Regions from separate parts of the Mus musculus genome. Here region 1 is linked to region 2. Evidence: chromatin loops called from intact Hi-C (ENCODE). Cell type or tissue: heart. All regions are shown on one strand. Each heading gives the region's core, and the rest is flanking DNA. Links, peaks and the distances in the headings are about the cores only.

What was found. Peaks named below come from ENCODE experiments on the same cell type or tissue, not always from the same donor. Only the 100,000 strongest peaks of a DNase experiment are listed, where the experiment ranks them.
Region 1: it touches region 2 in a loop (8-fold over the local background); 8 of 42 quality-filtered maps call a loop at or near these places.

What each region holds. Positions count from the first base shown.
Region 1 is chr2:64,454,348-64,464,125 of GRCm38, reverse strand. No RefSeq gene overlaps it. Among named protein-coding and RNA genes, the nearest start is that of Gm13575, 65 kb to the right of the region's middle. In heart, for the core only: a CTCF peak has its summit at 5,744 (motif pointing right); no DNase peak of the experiment used is centred there.
Region 2 is chr2:63,697,929-63,707,706 of GRCm38, reverse strand. No RefSeq gene overlaps it. Among named protein-coding and RNA genes, the nearest start is that of Gm8541, 130 kb to the right of the region's middle. In heart, for the core only: a CTCF peak has its summit at 7,249 (motif pointing left); no DNase peak of the experiment used is centred there; H3K4me3 peaks cover 1,465 bases; H3K27ac peaks cover 1,728 bases.

The DNA.
Region 1 (9,778 bases), core at 919-8,918, 760 kb before region 2:
AAATCCAGTGAGTTTTATTGGGGTTATTTATAGGAATAAGGGTGAAGGGTTACTTACAGGAGAAGAAATGACTAAAAGACTGTATCACTAAAAACCTAGTCAAAGCTGGAATCCTGGAGTATACTATGAAGCTTGAAGGTGGTTCAATATGTTGGGGAATATCCTTTGTCCTTTCCAAGAAACTCTGGTCTAAACCTTTTTCTAGACAGGTGAGTTGGTTTCTGTTCTTCTAGTCAGCTGGTCTGCTTTGAGTTTTTAGCCTGTAGGTTTATTTGAAACTTCCTTAGAGCTTTCTTTCTTTCTTTTTTCCTTTTTCTTTTTTTCTTCTTTCCTTTACTTCTTTTCTTTCTTAACTCTGGCCTTAGTGAATCTGATCAATTTCAGGGACTTCCTGAAGCTGTTTCGAATAGTTTGCCTTCCTACATATGTAGTTTCTCTGTAGGATGAAATGCTTCAATCTTGGAAGAAGCTGTTACCCAATACCCCCCTTTATAAGCTGCCTGTGCTTAATATCAAAGAGTTTCAAAAGGCTCCCATTTTTAATTTGACAACCAAGAAAACAGAAGTTCACATCTTTACCTCTATGCTTCCTTAGAATCTCATGTTTGTATGTCTGGCTCTGAAGTTAATGTCACTTATGTGTATTTTCTCATGATTTTTCTGAGCAGAGGTTACATTTTATGTTCTTGGTTTTGAAGCTGAATAAAATTTTGTTCTCTTTGCTTTAACCATTTGTGATTCCATGTCTTATCATTGATCTATACAAGTGTGGGTGGCCTTGTCAGTAAAGGATCAACTAAAAGGTACATGAATCTCAGCAATCTGGCTGGCAGTGACATAATTTTATGTTAAAAATGGAAAAAATCAGTTTGAGCAAAGAAAGCACAATTTCTGCAAAAAAACCAAGCTAATCATTGCAAACTTATAAAATGTTATTTAAATGCCCCTTTGGGGCACCATCTGACAGAAATCACCTATGAGAATTGAATGAGTAGATCAGATATAGCACTTACTGATAGAAAAAAAAAGTGTCCTTTAAATCGACAGTTGCCACAGTGTTGGACAATGCGACCGAAGGAAATAATTTACATTATGAAGAGCTCAACAAACAAATCCTGTAAATAATACATGCTGAAGAGCAGCACACAGCTCCAGCAAGGCTTTTCTCAGAGAGACTGCGTTTAAAACATTTATTGGAGGCATATATTACAGTATATCACTTACTGGCTGGAAGCCATGCAATATGTGTCTTTACAAAAAAAATTACCTTGTAATATGAGCCCCTCCAAGGCATAATTATATAATAACGTTCTTATTGGGAAAACTGGAAGTAGGCCAAGCCTTGTCCAAATATAGTGAATGTCAGAGCCAAATTTATTATCCTTAGCTATTAACAGGAGAAGGCAGGTTTTGTTTACCAAGCCTAATTCTCTCCTAATTACAGCCACTATAAAATAATTACTATCCATGGGATAACAACACAAGACAGAGTGACTAACAGAAGAAACTGCAGGGGTTAGAAAACAGAGTGCAATCCTGTGTCATTTTGAACAGCTTGTGTACTGCCATGAACAAATTAACGGACTTCATTAAGGAATTATATTTTAAGAGTGGCTTTGCGGTGAAGCACCGAAGCAATTAATGCTTCCTATTTGGTCCTAGATCTGAGTTGCAGTGCGGTTTGAGACAGCAACTAAATTTTTTTCTTTTAATTTTTGATGTATCAGGTTTAATAGGATTACAAGCACATTACTGGGCAAGATAGTTAATGAGTGTTGAGAAAAACCTCTGTTTGGGACAAATGATCTGCGGCCCCTGCTAACTTGTTTCGTCTTTATGAGCTGATTTCTTACCGTGGTGATTTTAATAATCTACTAAAGACAAACGCCAACTTTTATCTAATTCCATTTCGCAACCTGCCCTTCTGTCCTCAACTCGGTTGGATCACGTTTTAGATGAAAGGGGTATTTTTTCAGAGAGGGCAGCGCTTCCCGCGTCTCGATTTGTGCCACAAAAATTGGGAACTTGAAATATTATTTCAATATTTCATATTTGCTTTCCACACAAATCAAAAAGGAGTATTATCTAGTTGAAACATGATGCCTCATTAAGTTCTCAATGTCGCCGGCTCCCGCATTCCCTCACTTCTTCCATCTCATCACAGTGCTCCAGAGATCGAAGGAAGCCTTGCTGCAGACCCTCAAACCCTTGAAAAGGAGGCAGTGGGATCGACCACTGTTCTGACTTCCTGTCCAGAACCGCCAGGGTGAAAGGCCAAGCTGCACTGTGCTGTGTGCGGCTCCTCCCTCCAGCTTCGAACTCCAAAGTACACTCACCTCAGAGTAGGAAAGAGGGCCCTGTTTTGGTGACTTGGTGGAAACATACAAACTCAGCACACTTGGGAAGTTGGTTTTAGATAGTGTTTTTAATAGGCCTCCAGATGGCCACATAAAAGCAAAAGGGTTATTATAGCAACTCCCAGCCGGGCCATTAGAGATAAAGGTGGGCCAGAATTTTCTTGAAAAAGAAAAAAAAATTCTTTTGAGGAGTACATGACCTGTTCTTCGGAGGAAAAAAAAATCTTCAGGGGATGTAGGGGACGGAATTCTAAATCCAGAAATTCAGTTTCGAATCGTAGTTACCTTTCCCAATGTTACATCATGCAAATCAAGTCGCTTATTTTAAAGTTGGAGTTTCAGCATGTAATCTTAGTCCTTCCCAATAATGCTGTGCAAGCTTCAGGTTCCTTTTTTTCCCCCTCTTTCCTCCTTTCCTTTTTTATTCTCTAGATACTGCACATTTCTACAGGGAAATAAAGTGAAGAAAGGAATAGGCAATAAAGAGATTCAGGAAAAACTTTTCATGTGGAAAAAAATGTCCTGTCTCAAACTATATATATATATATATATATATATATATATATATATATATATATATATATATATTGCACATGGCTTTTGAGCTGCGAGGTTGAAGGAGGACATGAAATGAAGGTCCCCCAGTGGCTGAACACCTCCTCATTGTACAATCAAAAGAGAAGCATTGAACGTCTCCTTTCTTTCCCTGCGGTCAGAAGCCACAGTAGCTCAGAGGTTGGAAATAGGACTGGCTGGCTTCACTTGGCTCAGCCATGTGATCTGATCTCCTCCATTCTTTTTTATTTTTTTCTGTAATTTTTTTTCAAAACTCTTCCACTATACACCAGTCACCATATTGTTCAAAGTTTTATTTGGGGGTCTCTGCCTGCACTCTAACACCACACGGGCACATACACAGTTGTTTGCCAGGAAGCAGAAAGACATGGTTACCCCCTAAAGCTGGCAGGTTTGTCTCTCTCCAGTCCTGTTCAACTTTCACTGTGAGTCAATTCCCCCCAGATTCCATGGGTAGCTAGCTCAGCTCGTTGGTGTGCCCCACTTTGAATGGTGTCTTTTCATCTTTTCTTGTGTCTCCTTGGGAATCTTGGTTAAAAGTTAGAGGAAGCAGTTTTAAGGATTACTATCCATCTCTTACTTTAAAATGAAGCATCTCTTAAAAGTTTCATTCCTGTTATTTTAAAATGTATTGAGGTATTTGAAAATACCTCAAGTTATGCAGTGAATATGCATATTTGCTGAGATTAAACAATTGTGATGCATGATCAAAAGTTTTAAATATTTCCTTCTTGCTTCTTTTTCCCAATAAAGCATTGCAATAAAGTGATGAGGTCTCCTTTGTTCCCAAAAGTGATACTGGGAATGCTCTCAAAATCCTCCACTTTTTTGCTGGAACAAAATAATCTCAAAATACTTGTGCTGCTTTCATATCCAAGTTTATTTATGCTGACTACATATGTATGTAATCATAAGAAGTGTTACATTGTTTTCAGATTTTAAATTCATGTGAATGCTGTATTTGAATTTTCACACACCATTGTATTTTCAACATGTATCCTTGTTCATGTGCATAGAATTAGCTCATTTATTTTAATTGCCAAATGGGCTTTCATTGTCATTATGATGATAACATAATTCATTGGTGCATTGTTCAAAAGAGAATTGGCCCCCTGTATTTTGTACTTTAGTGGATGAAAACAAACAATCCAATGTTTCATTGGTGGTGGGGTCACTTTGCTACTAAAAATAGTAAGGATATTTTGTTCATTTGAATGTTCTAAACTGTGTTTTACCATGCTGAAAAAAATGTGAATGACAACTTTAAGTCTTTCTAGTCACTCACATCCCTGTGCAGAGGCAGTCATTATGCACTAGTTTGACGAAGTAGCTGTAGAGAGACTTCATTAACGCGGCCATGAAGGGAAAGAACTGGAGGACATGAAGGGAGGTGTGGCTGATTCCTATAGAACAGAGATGAGAATCGTGAGAAACAAAGAAAGATGCTCGGCCTGATGGGTCCAACACTACTGACCATTATTTACCCGTTATGGTGACAATGCACAGACACAGCAAAGAGTCAAGAGCCTGGCAGTGCGTTGTGCCCATGGAACTTGGGAGAAATATTTTTGGGAAGGTTCTGCCATCTCAGTGCACTAACCACTGAGCTATAACTTCTATGACCAGTAACATCAGCCTACCCCATCATTAAAGGCCATATCTTTTGTTCAAGCTTTCTGCTTAGGTAGTTAAAGACTTGAAGTTCTATTTAAAAAGTAAATGCAACTATGAATTTTAAATGCTACGGTGCTACTCAGTGTCGAGAGAAGCAAAGTTTGTTGACTCGAGGTCACTAATACCCATTTACCAGACCAAGTACAGAATGTTGCATGGTAAGGCATCATTTAATAGAAATTTAGGAATGGCAGCATTAAGGCCATTATCAGCAGCCTCTGATCTCTAAGAGTGTAATATTTCAATACACCTGTTCAGTAGGGTCAGCCGAGTGCAGAGGCAAAGTAAACATGTGCCTTTCAAATATATTTCAACTAATATGGGGCATAGGTAACCTTGCAGAAATCATGTTTTCACCCATCTGCCACAAGGCCTGAAATTCCTGTTACTTCGAATCATTTTCTCTGACTTCAGGCATTTTATGTAGAAAAATCTATGATATGAAATAAATAAAATTAAGTACTAAGCAAGTGATTATGCCTTTGATACTCATTTAAACTTTAGTGGAACATGGGCCTTTGAGATGTGGCTTAACAGGTAAGATCGTACATTGTTCATTCCAAAGGACCAGAGTTCAGTTCCCAGTGCCCACAAATCAACAACTCCAGGGGAACCAACCTTCTCTACTGGCTCCTGTGGGTACTCCGACACCTGCACTGCATAATCACAAAAAAACCCATGAATGAAAAATAAAACCTAAAAATGAAGGTCTTAAGCCCTTAATGTGAGTTTGTTCATAAGCTTTATTAGCAAATATAACTTAACAATATCAGAAAGAAAGATAAAAGCTAGGGTAGTTGTGTATCCTGATTTGATGAGTAAAGAGGAAAAAAAGATTATATTATAAAACTTAAAACCTGGTGAGATTGTCCATCCACAGTTGTGTATGTGAGTGTGATTGCATGGACACATGCGCAGACACCATAGGTGGTGGTAAGGATGTATTGTATGAGAAAAAAATCTATTTTCAGAAAAACATTAAAAAATATTGGAGGACTTAGAGCATCTAGAATACTTTTGACATTTTCAGCATGCCTTTGAGATAGAGAATTGAGCCTGAAGGGTTAATACCATTTCCCATCTAGAACAAATGCCACCCACCCCCTCAGTAGCTGATCTTGGCTAGATTCCTACCCAACTTCGGCCACTAGGAGGCAGTATGTTGTAGCAATTAGAATCTTAAGTTTTGACATCAGCTAGGCAAGGGTTCCAGACTGAAGCAAATAGGAGCTTGGAACCACTTTCGGCTTCATTTTTCATATTTTGAAAAAGTGGGCTAAAATCTGTTTACCACCGCATTGTACCGTGAGGATTAAATGAGATAGTGTATGCCGATTGACTGACATACACTTGATGTTCACAAAATCCAAATAAATCTAATTCCTAAATGATACATGGATCTATTCCAGCCGGAGGATATTTTTCTCTCTCACCCTTCTTCACTCACCTAGCCTTCCAAACTTCTCTCTTCCAAACAAATGCCGTGGACCCAGATGCAGAAAGCGTTCATTTTCATTAGAAGACTCTGGCAGGAAGCCAAAGCACTATCATCCGCTCATCTCCCGTGCATCTTAGTTCTCCTTTCATCTAATTACAGAGGTAACAGCAGGGGAAAGAGGTATCTTTTCAGCTAATGGAGGGAATGACTGAAACCCAGATGAGTAAAACCCTGAAGGGAAGGAGATCAAAGCTTGTAAGTTCAGAGTCCTTCTATCTCCCAGCTAAACTGCTGGGACCAAAGGGAGAACGTCAATGATTTCCTAACATCCGCTCATGTGCTTGTGAGTACCCAGATCCAGAACTCTTGCCTTGGAATGTGATGACTGTCTCACTGGGCTGCTCTGTTCCGCGGCATCAAGATTTCCCTTTGCATCATCTCCGGCTGTTTCATAGCACACCCTTGCTATCTGTAACAACGGAACTAGTCACTGAGCACTCTCTATCCGTCCTATGTTTAAAACATGATGCCGTGAGAGTCATACTTGGAAGAATAAGTACCAGAGAAGGCCCTTGCCTTTGTATCAATATCTCCTCTTCAATTCAGCTATCCAAAGTTGCAAATAAAATTTTCACTGAGGGATCTCTGGCAAATCGACCTATTGTTCCTATAGAACAACACGGAAATTTCCATTCTTAAAATTGAATTGACATGTAGAAACTACACCTTAGTTTCTAGTCCTTAATACAGAGCAGACTGACAACAGCCACTGTCTGGGACTTATGTAGAACTATTATTCTGCCGTCAACAATTGGCCCTGTATGTGGCTTAGTCAAGGATCTCAACTTCAAGGCTTTAGCTGTTTTGATGACTTCATTTATAAATTATTTCCCCAATTCTCATCAATCATCCACTCAAAAGTAGTCTGTCTATAAATTTCTTGGCATGTAAATTAGTTTTCCTCCATTACTACCTACTGAGAAAAGAATTTGTGGGCAGTTTAAAATTTGTGCTTATGACTACAGTTCTTTCTCATCTTTTAGAGTTTTGATACCTTTACAGTTTAACATATGACAAGGTTATAGATTCATAAAAACACCATTGATTTTTTTTTTAGGTTCTCCCCAAGATCAATCCCATGGTCAATTCATCTTGAAATGTAAGTGAATGGACTGCGGCTCTAAAGTCACCTCATTTGGAGGAGAAGGAATCCTATACTTGCCCTTAACTTTTCTGGGCAGACATTCAGAAAGAAACTCTGGCCCGTTAAGGAGCACAGCTGTACCCTGCAGGAAGAATGGAAAGGTCCTAGATGGGGTCTTGAATGCATGTCCTTACATGGTTCACATTGCAACCTAATGTACAGTTGCAGACCACCCCACCTGAGATAATAAATGAGAGACTCTCAGGGCTGTTGAGCACTTTGCAAATTTTCACAGTGGCTCAGCACAAACTTAGTTAGCACAGGTGTTCACATAATTGTGATTCATTGGAGAGATTCTCAGTGCTCAATAGCCCTCTCACTCCCTCTCCTCCTAGGGGGTGACTGAGTGTGAGTATATTGTGGGGAAATGTGCCATGCTGTCGGGCTTCACTGGTGCTTGGCTGAAGGGGACTGGGTTGATTAAAAAAGGAAAAAGAAAAAAAGAAAAAAGAAAGAAAGAAAGACCAGCTAACTGTGTCCAATTCTCTTCCTCCATTTGCTTAAGTTTTAGAAATGGCAGGATGACATGTATCCCACAGTTCCAAAGATGGAAACTAACTTTACATTGTAAGAAAGCAAAGCAAAGCAAACAAAAAGCTGTTGCAGAATTGGATAAGACTACTATGACTTTATACTGGGGTTGTTTAAAACGATTAAAGTTAGAAACAGTGAAAATGTCGCAGTTCTCATTTTTCTTGCTTTGTGGCTGCCATCTTCTGGTGTGGGGTGTGCTTGGTGCTACCCAAATACCACTCTGATCATTTTCAGATTACTCACCATGGGGAATAGTATCCCAAGGTAACCACTCAGAACTCACGAGGAAACAAGACTCTCTACAATCAGCCATTGTTCTGTTCTAGCTCTTCTACCCGCAGAGTGAAATCTAGTTACACATTCTAGTAGCTCAGTAATAATAGCTTTTAATGTAATAAATTAACTGACTTAGATTTAAAAAAAAACTTACAATTCAGTTAATGAATATTGATTAATTTCCCATGAAGCAGTGTGTGCTTAAGGATAATGTGGAATAAAAAGCCCTCTACTCGTCATGTGTCTATGATCTATACATGGTCCTCTCACACTGTATTTAATGCATCAGAGTTAAGAGAAATCTAAATTCTTGAACTCCTCTCTATTTGGAATTGCCTTAGACTCCATCTCTGGTAACCAGCTAGTGTGCCTTCCATTGAGTCTCATGGCACTGTTTAAATGAAAAGATGTCTACCATCACATTAAAAAAGAAAGACCCTGGAGGGAAGAAATCAAGAAAGGTTATATTTTGATCTTTTAAAATCTACACATATTGCTAGCATTTGGCATCTAAGTTTATTCTTTCAACTGAATTTCCCCCATCTCAAACCAAGAACCTCCCTTGTACATCACAGTAAAGGGTCTGGATGGTTTTATTATTCACATAACACCATAGAACCTCCAAGAAAGGCAAGGCATGTTTCTCTTTCTTCTTCATCTTCAATTGCTAATTATCACTGCTGAGAACCACAAATTTTTCATCCTTCACCAAACTGCAAACTCACATTCCCACATGTCCCAGGCACAAAGACACACTATTACTATCACATACATTAGTCTCCAGTACTTAGAGAGCCCTGTGGCTTGTGTTAAATTAGGGTGTCACTGTGACTCCTGTCTGAGCTGGAACCAGGCTTCTATGAATTCGTGTTTACTTTCAGCTCTCTCTGGTCCTAACATACCCTACTCATACCATTGAGGGTAGCAAAAACACCTCTAAAAGAACCACACAATGAGCCAGAGACACAAACGTAGTTTCTTAAACTTTCAATAGAAAGAAGTTATCTAGAATTTAAGAGAGCACAGAACAAGTAAGTAAAGGGATAAACGATGTTTCTGGAAGCTTCTATCGTTTGTTCTTGATTCTCCCCAGAACCTGGTTTTGAGAGAACATAGGTGGGCACAGAGGAAGGCAAGAGCATGGGGCTTAGGGAGGAAGTAAAGTCCGGCCTGATTGTGTATTCCTTCACAGGGGCAAGGTCACTTCTTGCACCAGTGCCTCAGGCCAGGTGAGCATCCAAGCAGTGGTTGCTGCTGTGACTGGGAATGCTGACAGTGTGGGCACAAACTGTTCACCCTAGCTCCCCTTCCGTGCCCCCATATTAGGGCCTGATGGCTTCTCCTACTGAGATTCACTAAACCTCTCTCCTTGATCTGACAGTATATCATAAACCCCTGCCTCCTTGTTTAGCTGTATGCTACTAACCCTGATCCAGCTGCCTGCAGCAACCCCACCTCTCTGTTCAACTGTGAGTAATAAACACACTGAGCTCCCGTGATTCTGGGGCTTCTCCAAGAGGCAGCCAAAGCCCACCAGATCCTGGCTTTTGTCTGTTAGTCTTTGCTTTACCCTTGCCCCCGTGACTCTGTCAGGTCAGTCCCTGGAGCCCTGCAAGGATGTGGTGAAGTGGCACCTGCAAATGGCCCAAATGTCCACACTGACCACCGGAACTTGCATTAATCAGGCAAAGGAGTGAACCAAGATAAGAGATCTAATAA
Region 2 (9,778 bases), core at 1,156-9,155:
CTGTCCTTTCCTTCACTCTGCAAAGATGTGCCTCTATTCTGTCAAACTTGTATTTTAGTAGAATAGAGTAATGGAACAATATGAAGAATGGCTAGAAGTAAGTATATCATTGGAAGTCACATACAATACTCACATGAAGTTTTAAGGACAGTTCAAAGGAGATTGAAGATCCTCTGTAGACCAGATTCAAGCTACTGATTTTCTGGTAGTAAAACACAATAGGAAAGAATGACTCAATGATTTCTAACCAACAATTCAGGTGAGGTTGATATTCTACGATGAGAAAAGACAGTTGAAACAGAAAGATTCAAAGCAAAAGAGGTGAGTATACAATGCAAATTAATTTTTGGAAGAACTGAATTCAGGGTTCTTGTGAGGAATTCAGGTGGGCTTTGCAAACAAGTGAGTAAAGAGAGTGAAAAAATCAGAGATGCGAAATGATGACAGGAAGTCTGGCTTATTTGTAGATAGATAAGTGCAACCGTAAGAACTTTGAAGGGCATTTAAGCAGGTCTGGAAGGGAACAAGCACAGTGAGTATGTAAAAGAGAGGGACATCTTCATTTAAAACACAGGATAAGCTGTGAGGTACAAAAGTATCCAGGAGATGTGGGACAGATGATGAAATTGAACCGTAAGTAGTTTGTCATATCAAATGTGGTGAGCAGGCACAGAATTCAAGGATCTAAAGAAACCCAGTCTATCTAGCAACCCAAAAGTAATCTGTAACTGCTAACTTCAATAGCAGGGAAGAATAAATAATGTCAGTATAATAGAACTGTTTGGCCAATTAGAGAAGGCCTTCCTAGAGGTTGCTACTGTATACTCAAGTATTTACTATTCATCCCCCTTTCTAGCTCACAGCATACAAATAATAGAGATTAGTGACTGACTGCTGGTCTGAACTGGTCACTTACATTGAGACAGTAAATTACCATTTAATTTGTGCAGTGTGTCCCCTTATATATCTTAAACATATTATCATCCACTAGATTTCCACAGAGAAAGTTAAAACTGGCATATGTGTTGTGCTGAATTGCATTTGTCCCTCCTGCCTGGCCATAGATGCGGTCTTCTTATTTTTAGTGTCACTAAGAATTTTTGCCTTTGGCTGCTAATCACTAAAGAGTTGCAAAGTATCAGTTGTTGGTGATTGGCACAATCTATTTTGATCACGCTACAGCATGCATTCAAGGAATGCCACATTCCACTGTGTGCTATGGTAGATCACAATATCGTTTTACACTGAATTCCAAATGCTTTACACTCCACCACTAATATATCTGGATATGAATGCCCTAATTTGTGAGCTACATAACTCCTTTGTTCCCTGGCAATAGATGTCATGCTACACTGTTCTTCATACCCCAAAGACAGTGTTCCTTCCCTATAAAGCACCCCATTATACCCACTAGCAATGTAGAGCTTTTGTAGTCTCGCTCAGTGCTTCATTCATGTTCTTTCTAATAAAGGCCTCTTTGTAACATGCCCATTAGTAGAACTCTCTAAATCTCAGGTTCACTAGAAGAACTCTATATGGAAAAAAAAGAGAAAAGTTAGTATATGTATATTTAGAGCAAATATAAATAACAGAATGGTTAAGTAAGGTTGTCAGTCTCCTTGTAAGAATGGTGACAACATGAAGAACTTGTGGATCAGTTTTTACGAACAGTTCTGAAGCAATGCCTTGCTTTGTCTGCCTTAAAAGTGTTTACCTACGTGTTATAATTTCACCTTCTTGTGCTTTAACCTTTGACCTCACGTTTTCCATGTTAGAATCTTATGCATATGCAGATACCAAAAATTCCCCTAAGGTTTGTTGTATCAAACTTAAAAAAAAATTGAGTCAAATGTAAGAAATTTTAGGTTTTAGAGTTATGTTTCATCTCTATAATACTTTAAAAGACACTAAGATAACAATGTCTCTTGTTGCTTGATATTTAATATCTTAAGATATTTTGTCATTTTTTTCTATTTGTTATGAGAAGGAAAAAAGGAAGGAAGGGAGGAAGAAATGAAGGAAAGAAGAGGGGAAGAAAGGAAAGAGGGAAGAGAGAAAGGAAGGTTAAAAACTCACAGGGGAAAAAGTCAAGCCAGATATTATATTAAGCTCTGGCAAATGTGTTCACCTTTTATAGTCCCCATGTTTTATAATGAAGATACTTCATTGAAACAATGATGCATACTTCAAGGGTTCCCTGGAGAGCAGTGAATCCTGTTTGGAGAGATTCATGAATATGTGCATTAGTACAATCCAACTGGAACTTGCCCTTAAAAAAAAAAAAAAAAGAACCACAAGAGAAGCTGATCAGGTTCTGCTTATGTTTATAATCAGAAGGTTATCATATTATCTCCCTCTCCATGGGAAAAGCAGATGCAAATTTTTCTTAGATGAAAAAAATGCCAAACGAAGCCATTTTCCCCTCTGCGATGTTCATCATATAAAACTGTATGGAGACCTTTTAAAACTGGGTGAAAAGGACAGAAAATAAACACAGGTTTCGTTTTTAAGTAAATTATTGTCCTCTTTGCATGAGCTGAATCATAGTATGAATCTTCAAATATATATCCCTGCCTTAATTTACTGAGTCACTATCAAAACTATGTTCAAAAGGACTTCTAGAGATTTCACAAAATGGGAGAAACATTTCAAGCTAAACACACACACACACACACACACACACACACACACACACACACACACACAAACACACACATACAGGAACCATCCTTAAAGATGAATGAGGCACACATGGCAGACCTTGAAGTAGTAGTTTATTTAAAGTACAGAGAAATTCAGGATAAATATTTCCAACCAGCAGTTGGTGCCATTTCCAAGAAAAATGGCCGACCTCTACAAAACCCGTGACAGTGATAAAATACATGTAGGTGTGTTTGCAGATTTATCTTTAAGTCTTTAACGCTAAGAATTTCAAACAAATCTGACATTATATAAAAGAAGAGTCCTGTATCCTCCACCCCCACAGACATTTTCAGCCATCTTGTAGTAGCAACAGTATGAAATCATCATTATCTAAACCTGCACATGGTTAACTGCCATTTCTACACTGTGATGAAGAGAAATACTATTTTTTAAAACAAGAATAACAGCAATAGAAAGTTTGAAGAGGTTTCTGTTTAAGTTTAGGGAAAATAATTCTTAATAAAAACCTTATGAAATTTCTTATAGATTGCTAAGTTCTGTTCTCTGGGTACAACTCCATCAGTCCTTACAGCATTGGTGTGCAAACATGGAGGGAAAAAATAATAATTGTCTCCCAAACCCCACAATTATACTAATGTTAAACCCTGCTTAATTCTTGCCTGGCTATTTCAAATTTTGACATGTGCATTAAGTCATGACTTGGGAATCTGGTAATGAATTGCCAGACACTGTTTCAATTCTTCATTTCTAGTCAGTGTGTGCAGAAGAAAACAATGTTTAAGCTTGTTCATTTTATCCTTGAATATCTGGATTCAAGACATGCTTGGACATCTTAAAAGGGCTTCCAATCCTGACTAAAAGGTTTGCCACCATTTCAGAATGCACAGTAAGGACAAAGAATTGCTGTTAATCAGAGAGGGTATGGCTCTGTAACCAAATATTAAGTTATTGCTAACTTTTCCCAACAAGTAGTATTCACGTTTGAGAAGACTATTATTTTGCCACACTCAACGGAAGAAAGCATTTTATTTAGTAATAGTTCAAATAATGCAGTAAAAATGTCTTTGTGTGCATTTGAACTGGCCCTGGTGGCCTGATTCAGTATTTTGCCCATTTTCTTGGCTTTTTGAGCTTCACGCACACAAAAAGAAATTGTACAAAACACTTAGCACTTTTTTTTTCCTTTTTTTCCTCAAGGCTGGTAATGGGGCTTTCACTGCACAAAGGCAGGGACAAACTATTTGGAAAGGTGAGGGTTCTCAGAAAAACTAGAAAACTCTGCCCATACATTTTGGACTTGCTCTCTTCACTGTTGCTGTATGTTTGCATCCCTAGAATCTCTGAGGATTTATGCTTACCATGTAAAATATAAAATAGGATCATTGGACGGATCCACAAATTTCACATGCAAGATAGCTTTTAAATGGAGGATGGCGAATAATTCATGTTTAAGAATTTTATAAGAGTTACCTTTTGCAAAAGGCAGTTTTCACTGGCAACACTTCCATCTGTGAAGTGAACTAGCTGGCTACTGACTCTCTCTCTCTCTCTCTCTCTCTCTCTCTCTCTCTCTCTCTCTGTGTGTGTGTGTGTGTGTGTGTGTGTGTGTGTAGAGGAGAGGTGGCAGTGAGCAGGTAGAAGGTCAAAGGGTAAATTCCAATTGCTGTGACATATTTTTATGAGCGGAATCATAGCCAGCTTTTAGCCTTGAACAGGAAAGAAAATCTTAGGAAGGGAAGGAACATGAATGGGCTGGTCAGGGAAATCAAGAAGTGCTCTCCCAAATTAGCAGCTAATTGCTCCCTAACCTGCCATATTCATCCATTTGAGCTTTATTTTATTATGCTGGACTTGAAGATTCGTTTTCTAATAAAGAAATGGTAGTAAAATCTCAGTTGCAAATACAAAGTTCTCTTCGAGATTTTTACCTCACTTTTACCAAACAAAAAAGCATGTTTTCCCCCTTCTTTTGTAGGGGGTGGGGTGCCGAGGGGGTGAAGCATCTTTGACAGTTTGAAAGGAGGAGGAGAATATGTGGGAGTTCTCAGAGAAAGGCTGACAAAGCACCGCAGCAGCGGCAGGAGATGGGAAAAGCTCAGCTGCTGGAGAAGAGACAGGAGGACCGCGAGTCTGGCTTTGTTAGAAGCCCGAACTACTGTACTCCAGGTTCCTCCGTTTGTGGGGACCATTTTCTGCTTTGTAGTTGTCATGCAACCAGGCAAAGCGAAAAGGGAAAAAAAAGGGAAACAGAGAAAAGAGAGAGAGAGAGAGAGAGAGAGAGAGAGAGAGAGAGAGAGAGAGAGAGAGAGAGAGAGAGATGTCAGGGGCCGCAGTCCAGGCAGAGCAGCTGCCAGGCCCGCCCAGCAACCCACTCCTTGCAGTCTCCAGCGCGGCAGCGGGGACAGCACTGGCAGCAGCTGCAGGGAGGCCCTGCTGGTCCCCAGCCGGCGCGCGCTGGGGTCAGAATGGGGAGTCCCTCTAGCTCTCATCTTCTGAGCAAGCAAATTCTTCAGATTCCTGCACTGGGGCCCTCTGGATGTCAGCTGACCGGCAGCTAGCTCCCTGGATCCAAACCTGCCATCTCCTGGGACACCCTAAGCGCTCTGGATATGTTCTGGGTGTCCCTGCGCGGTTCACTCCAGGTTTCTCCTCCCTCTTGGTCTGCCTGAGGGTCTCGCACAGAAGTCAGGCAGTTCTGGCAGGAAGCAGAACCTAAACAGGACCATCATTTTCAAAGTTGATGGGACAAACCCAGGCATAACTTGAGATGGAGACCAGTCCCAAGGCTTAAAAGAAGATGCACAAATTAGACAATTTCACTATTAGCAGAGGCAGCATTATGACCCTTTTTGTTGTAAAAGGGACATAAATGTAGCTGTAGATTGAATGAAGTTATAGGCCATAAAAGGGCAAGAGAGAGTAGGGAAGAGATAATAGGCGCTGTCCATCGACTCCTCCTCCCCTCCCTGTGTCAGACCTCCCCAGCAGTGGTGGTGGCAAACAGTCTACCCGCAATAATAAATGAGGGAAGGCGGAAGGATAAATGCCACCGAGCGCGGCCGTGCATTTTAGAGTGGCGACAATTGCTGTTTATTTGCTTTTCGTTTACGAAAATGACAAAGGGCAAGGTTATATGTGAGACACATCTCCGCATTGTGTTTTACTCGTGGTGGTTTTGGGAATCAAGGTGACTGGATGCATAGTAAACTTTTCTTTATTTTGGATGTGGAAAATATAATCTTCTTTCTAAACTAGAGATTTTTCTTTTTGTTAAAGACTTTGGCAGAAACAAATCGAACAACTTTTTTTTCACTGTTTTTCTTCACTAATCCTATGCCCTAAGACTAATAAATTCTTCTCAAAGTTTATGGTAATTCCTATCTATGAAGAAATTTCTATCTATTTGCTGTGCAATCATAGATTTTTGAAAATATATTGGAACATTTCAGCTCGGGAAATTTTAGATACTTTTTTATTTGCTCAGAAATTAAGTAGATTTACTCTTGTGTTTCAGTGTTTGATCTAAGGTTAAAGTCAAATCAGGGCAATTCTTCACAGCTAGACAGCGTCTACACTTGACAGCCCAGAGAAGGGAAACGATTTAGATTGAACAAACAAGCTAATTTTCAATAATAATAAAATTTCAACTTTCATATATATATATATATATATATATATATATATATATATATTAACTGCTTTCAACTAAATGGGGAAATGCAATATTTATATGGTGAAAATGGTTTACAATAATGCTGAAGTAATAATTAATAGCAAAAGTAGTAGCCTATTTTGGAATTCTAATATGTGTCATGTTTTCATTTTTGGTTACTCAAAATAGAGTGGAGCGTGTACAAATGATAACACATTTATCATAAGTTAAGGTGATTAAGGATACTGGAAAACCAGCCATTTATATTTAAGTTATTTTTTCCTAACTATCAGCAACACATTGAAGCTTTTTCTAAAAACCTGAATTTTTTTTCTTTAAAGATTGAGAAATGAATATGAAAACATTTCATTAGCAAGTATTAATGTAAGATTAAAGGACATTTTATGTACTTTATGAGATTAATGAAAGCCTACATTTTATTAAGTGTATTTTTATGTACCTTTTAAATGGGTAAAAAAACCCCATAAGTGTTGATATTTATGTTATGATCTAGACAAATGGTATTTTTGTGTTTCTGATTTCTTTCATAAATAATATATCCTATGTTTATCATTTTTGATATATTTTTGAGGTTTCAATTAAATTACATATGGAGTTTTGTTCTTTATTTTCTCTTTCCATTAGTAGTAAAAATCAAAGACATATTCATTCATGGACTGATCAGGATTTGTGTAATATCACTAGTCTTCAGTAGATATTAATACTACATGCATTTGACATCACTGAATTTCTATAAAATATTATGAAATGAGAAACTGATTTCACATAATCAGAAACATACTCTTTAACCACACAGCTAAAAAGACACATACCATTTAAAATGTGGCCGAAATTGTATTTCTTTATAGTCAAACAAAAGCTCTCTGTATGGAGATTCAGGGATTCCTTGGGCTTTGTCTAAATTTAAAGTGCCCTCTACTGTCCAAAGAGTGTACGACTTGAAGAGAAAATGAGAAGCCTGAAATCTCCCTCTAGATAGGTAGAGACAGATGGAGAGAAAACTGCAGATAACATCATTGAGCTCAGTCTGTAGTCTTCTTCCAGTTTGTACTTCTAGCTAAGAGTTCCATTAAAATTATTTGTAACTTTACAATGGCCCCGTGATCCTTCTCTCACCTTAGTTTTGCCTCTAAAATTCTACTTCGGTTTCACTGTAAGAGTTACAGTGAGGACATGGTCAGTGTATAGATATGACAACTGTCAGTCTGAACATCAACATTTAACACTTTCATATCTTAACTATTACGGAACATAATGCAGGGTGTTTCGTCTGCAAATTTCTATATCAGGCCTTCCTCCTTCTCCTGTTTTCTCCTTCTCTTCTTCCTTCTCCTTCTTTTTCATAATTATAATATATAATTATATATATATATATATATATATTTTATAAAATAAAATTTAAGCATCCAGTAGGGGTGGTGTGTGCATTTTAGTATTCCAATTTTTCATTTCAAGTAAGTCACACATTAAATTTTTTTTTCATAAAACTTTATGCTGGGACAGGTTACAGAAGAAAGACTTCTCATCTGAAATGAATTGTGTTTTGCATTGTACAGCTAAGCACTAAAGTTTGAGACCAGGTGATCATATAGGTAACAATTTTAGAATGTTTTGTTGCATTAAAAGTAATTTGTAGCATGGCAACATAGTTTTAAAAAGATTTTGATTGAATGGTAATACTTAATGAAATCAGAAATTTTATGTAAATTCAGCGGTATGACATAATTGAGGTGCATGAAGCATGATTCATCAGTTCTGCAACATAGGCAATAGGCCTTCGTTCAATGGCTTATAAAGTATTTGGTCTACACTATGAGAAAAACAAAAAAAAATAGATTATTTGGAAAGGAATTTTGAATAATTGTACAGTACATTGTGAGTTTTCTCAATCCCTAGGTATTTAATGGAGTGGCTATGGGTCGGGGAGGAGAGAGCCGGATGACAGGGAACTAAGCAAAGCCTCTAGCCAATGAGGTCCCAGCCTGTTTTCTCATTTCCAATGCTGCTCTTCCTTGTCTTTGTCTCTTTAGATCCTCTTACTGACTTCTAACTTTGCTACTCTTCAAATGAATGTCCTGTTCCCTTCTCTACAGAAGAGCCCATTCAAGTAGTATTCCATGTTAGTGCTTTCCCTATCAGCGGCAATCTGTCAGGGAGAGTTCTACGCTCATAAACCAAAGAACAACTGAACAATAAGTGAAAGAAAGAAGCAAAGCCTATCTCAAGTAGAGATTCTCTGGAAGTGGAATTTAGGGCCAGTGTAGGAAGGAATACGTACCAGTTTAAAAAACCTGTACAGTATTTAATGTTGGCATGGTTGGCGCCAAGCAAGCAGGTCTTGTCAGTTTTTGGAAAAATCAAACACATTCAGTGTGTCTAGGTATTTCCTCTACTTAGGAGGAATTTGTTGAACCAAGTGTATTATATAACCTAGTTAAATTTCTCAGAATTACTATCTCTCTTGGTTAGTATTCAGTTACTTTCTAGTTCTTGGCAAAGAATTACACTGTAACGTGGGTTCCTGAATTCCATTAACACATCATTTTTAAAAGTCTAATGCTATGGTTCACTGTCCGGGTAACTACATGGTCTATGCTTTGTATTTCCTTCCCCTTCCTCAATCAATTCATTTCTAAATTAAATTAAAGTTAATCTAATTACTATTGAATCTAATATGTTTAATAACATACCTTTGTTCTTGGACATAAATGCTCTTCCTCATTATAAGTATTTTTTTTAACAAAACTTTAAATAAAAGAGCTTGAATTTCTATAAGCAGTGAATTACAAAGAGGGCCTTGGGAGCTTTTGCTTCTGGGATTATAAATTTTGAGTTAAAATCATGTTACAGAGATAGAAATGACCCAGTGTGTCTTGACGAGTCAAGTCCTTATTTTCTTGGCATATGAGAACTGCTTTTGTTTTTGATTTTTATTGAAAATGAATTCTTCTCTCAGACAGTAAGTCCTGACTACACTTTTCCCAGCCACCCTCCCATCACTTCTTCCCGTGATCCCAGTCCTCTGTCTCCCATCAGAAAAGAACAAGCCTCCAATTGACAACAACCAAACTGGACAAAACAAAATACAGCAAGAAAAGGCAAAAATGCTATCACACTGAAGCTGGAGAAGGCAAATTAACAGTAGGAAAGAGTCCCAAGAGGCGGCAAAAGAGCCAGAGATAAACCCGTTCCCACACTGGGAGTCCCACAGAAATACCAAGGTACAAGGCATAGCATATGTAGAGGACCTGTTCAAGAGCCATGCCGGTCATCTGCTTGTTGTTTCAGTCTGCGTGAGCTCAGGTGTGTCCTGCTGAGTTGATTTAGTGGGTCATATTCTCTTGGTGTCTTAGAGCGCCTCTGAGTCCTATAATCTTTCTTCCTCCTTCTTCAGGGGATTCCCAGAGCTCAGAGGAGGAACCTGATGGAAACTTTCAATTT